Linked DNA regions of Homo sapiens: regions 1 and 3 are each linked to region 2. Evidence: chromatin contacts called from ENCODE Hi-C or POLR2A ChIA-PET data. All regions are on one chromosome and are shown on one strand. Each heading gives the region's core, a stretch centred on a gene start or an enhancer-like site at or near the end of the contact. The rest is flanking DNA. Distances are from core to core; before and after follow the strand shown. Region 1 holds the start of ALPK2-AS1 (ALPK2 antisense RNA 1). Region 2 overlaps ALPK2 (alpha kinase 2). Region 3 holds the start of ALPK2 (alpha kinase 2).

The links. A loop is a pair of places that touch in the nucleus more often than their neighbours do. ChIA-PET counts read pairs that join two places held with the same protein, here RNA polymerase II (POLR2A). Pooled maps may share reads with other maps.
Region 1: a map of heart right ventricle shows a loop between it and region 2 (6-fold over the local background). The contact joins the promoter of ALPK2-AS1 here to the enhancer-like site in region 2. A Hi-C loop is called at or near these places in 20 of 168 maps with a recorded cell type or tissue (CD4-positive, alpha-beta T cell, CD4-positive, alpha-beta memory T cell, Caco-2 and 10 more), 12 of 37 single-sample maps with no recorded cell type and 16 of 50 pooled maps. POLR2A ChIA-PET finds 5 or more read pairs at or near these places in 13 of 52 experiments (AG04450, Caco-2, GM10248 and 10 more).
Region 3: a map of psoas muscle shows a loop between it and region 2 (2.3-fold over the local background). The contact joins the promoter of ALPK2 here to the enhancer-like site in region 2. A Hi-C loop is called at or near these places in 10 of 168 maps with a recorded cell type or tissue (B cell, Caco-2, MCF 10A and 7 more), 2 of 37 single-sample maps with no recorded cell type and 7 of 50 pooled maps. POLR2A ChIA-PET finds 5 or more read pairs at or near these places in 5 of 52 experiments (A549, A673, H1 and 2 more).

The regions. Positions count from the first base shown.
Region 1 is chr18:58,555,715-58,558,414 of GRCh38, forward strand. ALPK2-AS1 (ALPK2 antisense RNA 1) reads left to right here and starts at 1,308. Exons shown (of 2, transcript NR_188108.1): 1 at 1,308-1,474. The region is part of intron 4 of ALPK2 (alpha kinase 2); the gene reads right to left.
Region 2 is chr18:58,592,817-58,595,516 of GRCh38, forward strand. All of the region lies in intron 3 of ALPK2 (alpha kinase 2), which reads right to left. Among named protein-coding and RNA genes, the nearest start is that of SNORA108, 6.5 kb to the right of the region's middle. Within about 2 kb of position 1,320, at least 5 of the 41 ENCODE cell types and tissues checked have a DNase peak (open chromatin) inside an H3K27ac peak, as active enhancers do; they include heart left ventricle, heart right ventricle and psoas muscle, where a contact is called at or near this core.
Region 3 is chr18:58,627,831-58,630,530 of GRCh38, forward strand. ALPK2 (alpha kinase 2) reads right to left here and starts at 1,261. Exons shown (of 13, transcript NM_052947.4): 1 at 934-1,261. RefSeq lists an enhancer at 1,278-1,820.

The DNA.
Region 1 (2,700 bases), core at 58-2,557, 37 kb before region 2:
TTCAGTGGAGATGCTGGTGGCCCAACATGGTGAACACTGTCTCATCCCCCTGCCCTGAGAGTAGGCTCTGCTACTTGTACATGGTTCTAACTGTGAAGGCCCTGGGCCTTTTAAAAACTTTTTTTGAGACAGAGTCTTGCTCTGTCACCCAGGCTGGAGTGCAGTGGCACAATCTCGTCTCACTGCAACCTCTGCCTCCCCGGTTCAAGCGATTCTCCTGCCTCAGCCTCCCAAGTAGCTGGGATTACAGGCACCCGACACCACGCCTGGCTAATTTTTGTATTTTTAGTAGAGACGAGGTTTCACCATGTTAGCCAGGCTGGTCTCAAACTCCTGACCTCAAGTGATCCACCAGCCTCGGCCTCCCAAAGTGCTGGGATTACAGGTTTGAGCCACCACGCCCAGCCTTAAAAACTGTCTTTTAAAGCTATTCATTAATTTATTGGACTAGATCTCACACACACACACACACGCACACACAATTCATGAGGTATGCAGTGAACAGGTATATAGTAAAAATTGTGTCTCTCCACCCAGTTACTCAGTCACCTTCACCAGAGGCCACCACTGTTATCGACAGTTATTTTAGTTTTGAGGAGAGCTAAGGAACTCAGACCTAAAATGGAATTAGGGAAGCTATTTAACCTCATCGATAGAGACAGAGCCTGGAGTCAGCAGCCTGCATTCAAAGCAAGGCTTCGCCGCTTCCTGACGTAGAGCCTGGCTGACAGGCTTTATCTCACAGGGCTGTTGAGATAATGAAATGAGCCAGCCGCTGCAAAGTGCTTAGCCCAGGCACCGTGCATTTCTACCTTCAATACGTGTCAGCTGTTATTAGCTACGGGGTGGTGGAGCTGGTGGAGGAAGGTGGGAGGGAAGGGTGGGGCATATTTAATCCTTTCTGGGGAAAGCCCTAAGCCCTCATTATACCAAGGGTAGAAATCCCTAGGAATCTGTTAGAAATGCATGGTCTCAGGCTCCTCCCCAGACTCGCTGAATCTTGACAAACTCCCCAGAAGAGAAGCACTGTCCTGTATGAACCTAGAGCCCCTGAGGGCTGGGCCACTGTCCTGTGTGAACCTGGAGTCCCTGAGGGCTGGGCTGTGGCATCCCTGCCCCAGGGGAGACGGTGCTGCTGTCTCTTCATTGCAGACATGAGCCCTTAGACTTTGCATGATGAAAGCTCATGACAAACGCTACCTACTCCCGAGCCCCCAGCTTCCTATTCCACATAAGATCTCCTAAGCCCAATAACCTGTGACCTCACAGATGAATGGAACATGTCCTCTTTCGTCCTGTAGCTCCACGGTAACCTGAGAGATGGCCTGGAGGCAGGGTGGCATGTTGTTTTTAAAGTGATACAAGAGACACAGTGGAGACCGTCCAATGAGTGGCATGGCTGCCAGGATGCCAACTGGGACACTAAAGCCCTGGCAGTGGGGGCTGCCCAGCAGGGCTGGCCACTAGAAATAAGGTCTGTGAGGGTTGAGGGCCGAGAGGCTGGAGGGGCTCATGGGTGACCAGTGCTGCTGTTTGCCACTTGTTCTAAACCAGCAGACCATGGCTAAGAACACTGCCATACAGGAAGCCGCCCTTCCTCTAGGGCAGAATCACACATGATGGTGGGGGAGGCGTGTCATTAGACATCGTCCAAACCCACAGAATGGGCACCACCGAGAGGGAACCCTCATGTAAATCATGGGCTTTGGGTGATGGTGATGTGTCAATGTAGGTTTACCGATTGTGACAAATGCAGTCTCTGATGCCGTGTAGATAGTAGGGGAGGCTGTGCATTTGTGGGAGCAGGACATATATGGGAAATCTCTGTACTTCCTGCTCAATTTCTCTGTGAACCTAAAAGTGCTCTAAAAAAGTCTATTAAAGAGAAAAAGAATTATATATAAGAATTACGTATAAACTATAGTGTGTGTGTATATATATACACATATATATACGTGTGTGTGTGTGTGTGTGTATATATATATATTTATATTTTGTCATTGGATTGTATTTATAGTTTGTCATTGGATCAGCTGTAAAAGAGGAAAGAAAACCAACATTGAGGCCCAGGGCAATAGCTTTTAAAAAATTACAATAGAGCTGAGTACATGCAGTCCCAGCTACTGGGGAGGCTGAGGTGGGAGGATTCCTTGAGCTCAGGAGCTTCCAGGCTGCAGTGAGCTATGATCACACCACTGCACTGCAGCCTGGATGACAAAACGAGATCCCGTCTCTAAAATATATAAAAATAATCACAATGACAACAGAAATCACTTAGAGCTGGACTATCCAACCTGGGAGCTTTGAGCCACATGTGGTTAGTGAGGCTTGAAATATGCCTAGTTTGAAGGAGGAACTGAATTTTTAATTTTAATTAATGTGCATGTAAATTTAAAAGCTGATATATGTGATATTGTTAGGGAGAAATTTTAATAGGTTTGGAACAATTTGGATATGTGAATCTACCCTTCCAAATTAATTTCATGAACTCTAAATACAGATCAAGTATTTCCAAAGAATAATTAGCATCCAAATTGAGATATGCTATGAATGGAAAATATACACCAGAGTTTGGAGACTTAATACCAAAAAAATGTAAAATATCTCATTAACAATTTTTATATTTACATATTGAAATATTTGGTTATACTGAGTTAGTAAAATATATTATTAAAGTTCACTTCACCTGTATCTTTGTAC
Region 2 (2,700 bases), core at 70-2,569:
CAGCGTTGGAGAAGCCACTTGACAGCTCTGGACAATAGCTGAACCTCCATCAACCCGGTGACATGAGGATTAAGGGATTAACTCCTATAAAGTGCTGAAAGCAAAGCCTGGCACACAGTAAGACTAAATCAATAGTTCTCAGCCCTGGCTGAACGTTCAAGTGACTTGGAGCGCTTCGTAAAAATACCAGGGCCGGAGGATTTTAGGGCGGGGAGACTACTGCTGATTCTGCAGAGGTAGATACATGTCAGGACACCTTTGTCCAAACCTGTAGAACGGACACCAAGAGTGAACCCTCATGTAAACTATGGACTTGGGGTGATGATATGTCAGTGTGGATTCATGGATTGTAACAAATGTACCATGCCGGACAGAGGGTATGTGGGAACTATCTGTGTCTTATGCTCAATTTTGCTGTGACCCCAAAACTGCTCTAAAATTAAAGTCTATTTAAAAAGAAAAAAAGGGGCTGGGTGCAGGGGCTCACGCCTGTAGTCCCAGCACTTTGGGAGGCCAAGGCAGGTGGATCATGAGGTCAGGAGTTCAAGACCAGCCTGGCCAACATGGTGAAACCCCATCTCTACTAAAAATACAAAAATTAGCAGAGCGTTGTGGCATGCGCCTGTAATCCCAGCTACTTGGGTGGCTGAGGCAGAAGAATCGCTTGAACCTGGGAGGTGGAGGTTGCAATGAGCTGAGATTTCCCCATTGTACTCCAGCCTGGGTGACAGGAAGGGACTCTGTCTCAAAAAAAAAAAAAAAAAAAAAAAGGCAAAAAAGACCGGGTGCAGTGGCTCACACCTGTAATCCCAGCACTTTGGGAGGCCAAGGCGGGTGGATCACCTGAGGTCAAGAGTTTAACACCAGCCTGGCCAACATGGTGAAACCTCATCTCTACTAAAAATACAAAAATTAGCCAGGCGTGGTGGTGCATGCCTGTAATCCCAGCTACTTGGGAGGCTGAGGCATGAGAATTGTTTGAACCTGGGAGGCAGAGGTTGCAGTGAGCCGAGATCGCACCATTGCACTCCAGCCTGGGCAACAGAGCAAAAACTCCATCTCAAAAATAAATAAATAAAAATAATAAAAGGAAAAAAATACCAGTGCCAGGGCCCACCTCTTCCCCCAACCAAAAAAAAAAAAAAAAGCACAATTAAGCAGCATAATGGGGTGAAACCTTCACCATCAGTTTTTTTTTTAAGGTTTCTAGGCTATTCCTTTGGGCAGCCAGCACTCAGAAGCACTGAACTAAATAAATGGACATGGACTCTTGTACAATAGCGAACACGTCAGGGAACAGGCATGTTCATGGTAGAGCCAGGATCTTTTCCTGGGGATGCATGGGGAGCGGTTTCCTGGCTTCCACTTGGCGCAGAAGCTCTGCCCTTTTGACAGCTTTCTGAGCCTCTGGGAGCAACGCAGACCCACCAGAGATTCTTTGAACAAGAAGTGGGCAAACTGATTTCAGAAAGGAAAAAAATCCTATGGCATTACTACCACCACGCTTAGTTAATAGATGACTGACCCTTCTTATTAAAAGAAAACTCAAAGTTATCCAGAAACAATTTCCACCCCCAGCACCTAATAGGTCACCAAGCGAGCATAATGTCCCAGAAATCTTAAGGAGCATTGTGACAATATACCAAAACAATCTTAAGTTTAAACTGTAAATCTATTCTCTGAAAGGCCCATCATCTTGGGAGCAGGACTAAGATGAATGCTCCATCAGACAAGCCATGGCCGGCAGCCCCAGCTCTCAGCAGCACAAATGTCCCTAGCCACAGAGGCCCAGAGCTCTGCTAATTCATCAAACACCCAGCACGCCCCAAGCCAAACTGTGGATGTCCTTATCCAAACCTGCTTCTTGTCTCCACAAAACTGCAATTCCATTCTACCAATTGCTCAGTGCAAAAATCCTGGAGTCCGTCTTTCACTCCCCTTTCACGTCCAGCATCCAGTCCAACAGCAGCTCCTGTCAGACACACTCAGAACCTGGCCGCTTCCTCCCACCTTCTGCAGGACCGTCCTGGGTGGAGGCACCACCGTCTCATCTGAATTACCGCGATGGTTGCTTGCAGTCCCCATCTGTGCCCTGAGTCTTCTCCAGAGGATACATTCACATCACTGAGATAAGAGTCATCCTTTTACACTTAGCCAGAAAATGTCATCACATCTCTGTTCAGAAACCCTCTTATGTGTCTCCATCTCACTCCAAATCAAATCCAAAGTCATGACCATGTGCCATGGCCTACAAGCAATGAGCTGACGTGGGAGTCACAGAAGGTGAAGAGAACCTGCCTTCCCCAGGTAATAACCACATCACCTCCCGCTCTGTACTTTCACCCCTGTGCTCAGAGCCCCTCACCAGAGAGACCTTCCCACCGTCATGCGCCTTCCCTCCCTCGTGCTGCTTTATCTTTTTTCACCTGACCCATTACATAGTTCCTGGTGTGTTAAATGTCTGGCTCCTCTTGCGATCCCTTTCCCATGAGATCAGGGACTCCAGTATTTGCTGCTGTAACCTTAGGGTCTAGAACAGTCCCCGGCATATAGTAGGCCCTCCATGAATCCTTATTTTTGAATGAAGTCCTTATGATCACTCCTTTTTGAATTATATTCCAGGATACATCTTAATAGATTTTGTTTGGGAGGATGGCACTGGTAGGATGAGATGCAGTGATTAACATAATGGACTCCGGG
Region 3 (2,700 bases), core at 11-2,510, 35 kb after region 2:
GCAAAAAACCCCTTCAATTTGTCCTTAGTTGATATAGAGTTATAAAACATATCACATATCTCTGGAATGACCATTCCTGGTTAATTAATCTTTAGAAATAAAGGCTACCTTTACTTAAGGAAAAGGTTGTGGAAAGAAAATAATTAGAGCAGAAGCAGCTCTAAATGCCGTTCTTGCTTTTATCTATTTTTAAATGATTGCCAAATGTCTGTAACTGACACCCTTAATCAAGGCTTTTAAAGTTTAGATGTGTTCATTAAATTGTAATGTGACAGTGGTGGCATTTAATTGATGGATTTTTTTTTGGCTGACTTTTTGCCTTAAATTTTTTTTTAAATCTATTTAACAACTCGATAAATGTTTACATCAGCCATTTTGAAAAGCCTGATAGCTTTTCAGCAAATTGCATTACCTGTTGTCAGACAATATACTCCTGTGTCTACCCAGATAGGAGAGATTTTCAATCATTCAGTTAATTCACAGTAAAAGGAATAACTCTTGACTAAAATACTCAAATATTTCAGACAAAAGTCTCTGGGGCCTGAGTTACCTGGATAGTTGACTTTTTATGTTGCTTTGCAAAACTTTACATATCACTCGTTTGAGTCATTCTGTATATTTTTTCTAACTGTTAAGATAGACATGATGTGAAAGAAACTGTTTTCATTCATTATTGTCAAGCCAAAATAAGCAAATTTAAAAATAGCAATAATTTTCAAAAAGGGTCAAAATGGACTTAAATTACAAGACCATGAGAGTTTGCCCACTTTAAAACCTTATATGCCCAAATATCCCATATAATCCCTATTGGTTTCATCTCATTCTATTTCATCAGGAAACCATCTGCTTTGTTCTTTGTTGCAGAAAATGTAAACAACTATATATTGAAAGCACAGCCATTCCTTATGTAAAAACCAAAGTCTACATACTTACTTTTCAGTACTCTTTGTCCAAGAAATGTTGTAGGAGGGCTGGCTCAGCTGTGGATTCCCCAGGCTGTGTGTGAGGCATTGATTGGGTGTCCCTGTTCCCGGGACAGGGATTCAAAGGAGTTTATAGGGCTCAGGGTCTTCCATGATCAGGTCAAAGCATAGATGGGTCTGCTTCCAGAAAGTTCATCTCTTCCTAAGAGGGGAAATTCCATGCCCGGGGAAGTTCTGGAAGAAGAGCATTTTTTCCCCGCCCTTCAGTGAACTAGGTCATTGCTGAAGCTGGAGAATATATTTTAGCATCCCTGTGATGAAACTTGAGGGCTGTTTCTGCAGTAGGTGCGACACTTGTTGACACGACACGCTGGGGAGGCCCTGGCAAGGGGGCCTGGTGAAATGCAGCCCCAGGGAGCTGATGAAACCCAGACGAGCTGTCACTGGCTGCTGCTCAGGAGACCGAGCAGCTCTTTACAAAGCCCATGCTGGACCCTGGGCTTAGTTGCTCGCTCCTTAGGAAAGGAAAAACTTGCTGCCTGATAAAGGGATTAAGGCCGGAGTAACACAACCAGTTCTCATACCAAGGTTATCAGGCATTTGAAGTACACATAGGAAACCCGTGGAGGGGGTGTTGGGGAGGTGAAAATATGTGTCATATGTTGTTCATTTAGAACAGGCATTATAGCCATCCTCTGAAGTTCTCTGAGAAAGGCAGAAGCCACAGAAGGAAGGCAGGATCCACCCTCCTCACCCTGCTTACCCCCCCTTACCCCTTGTCTGTCTGTCTGTCTCTCTCTCTCTCTCTCTCACACACACACACACACACACACACACACACACCCCTTCCTATTTTGACTACGATAGAAGAGAACAGACAAAGATCAGAAGAAATCCACAGAAGAAATACCACAGGTCCTATTCCTTCAGATTGCCTGGAATGGTTCTTGTTGGGAAAGTAGATTTTGTAATATGGGCAATTCTTTTATTGAAGTTTATCCAAGTCCAAAAACATAGAGAATCCTTTAGCATCATTCTGTAACTACTTAGCCTCTCCCCAAAAATATTTTAATGTATGACACCTGGAAATTGACAGCTTAGACAGAAACCTCTTTTGAGACTCGTGGAGACAGCTCAAATTAGCAGCTCCAGGGGTGACTTTGAAAGGGACATAGCTGTAAATATTCACTCTGTGTAGGGCACTGCAATCCTCAAAAGCAAATTGTTTTTACACAGCACAGAATGTACATCATTATCCCTTGATGGAATGCAACTTTTCACAAGATGAAAACTCATCTAAAACGATAAAATATTAAGAAATGTAGGGGTGATATGTTCTGTTTTTCAGTTTTATCTTCATGTGAGAAAAAAGATATTAAAGCTGAGGCACTGTAAAATAATGACTATCTCCTGGGGAACACATCTGTGAAATGCCACAGAACACAGAAATTACCAACTCTTTGCAAATGGTCGGCTTTATGGAAAGCTGAGGTCTTCACAATGTAAGGTCTTTTCCAGATAAGAAAGAGGAGATAACTTCAAGTTGGGAATGAAGAGAGGAGGAAAGTGTGATGATAAAGAATAAACAAATGCTGTCGCACACCACAGAGAGAATAAAGTCAAAAGTGAAGGAATGTCCCAAAGCAATAGATAAATGTGATATGGTTGTGAAAGAAGTGTTGCCTGGGAGTTATTAAATGGAAAAGTTGAAATTCACTATGAAACTTAATTTTGTTCCTCTGAAATAATTTGAAAAACCAATTCCCTCAACTCCCAA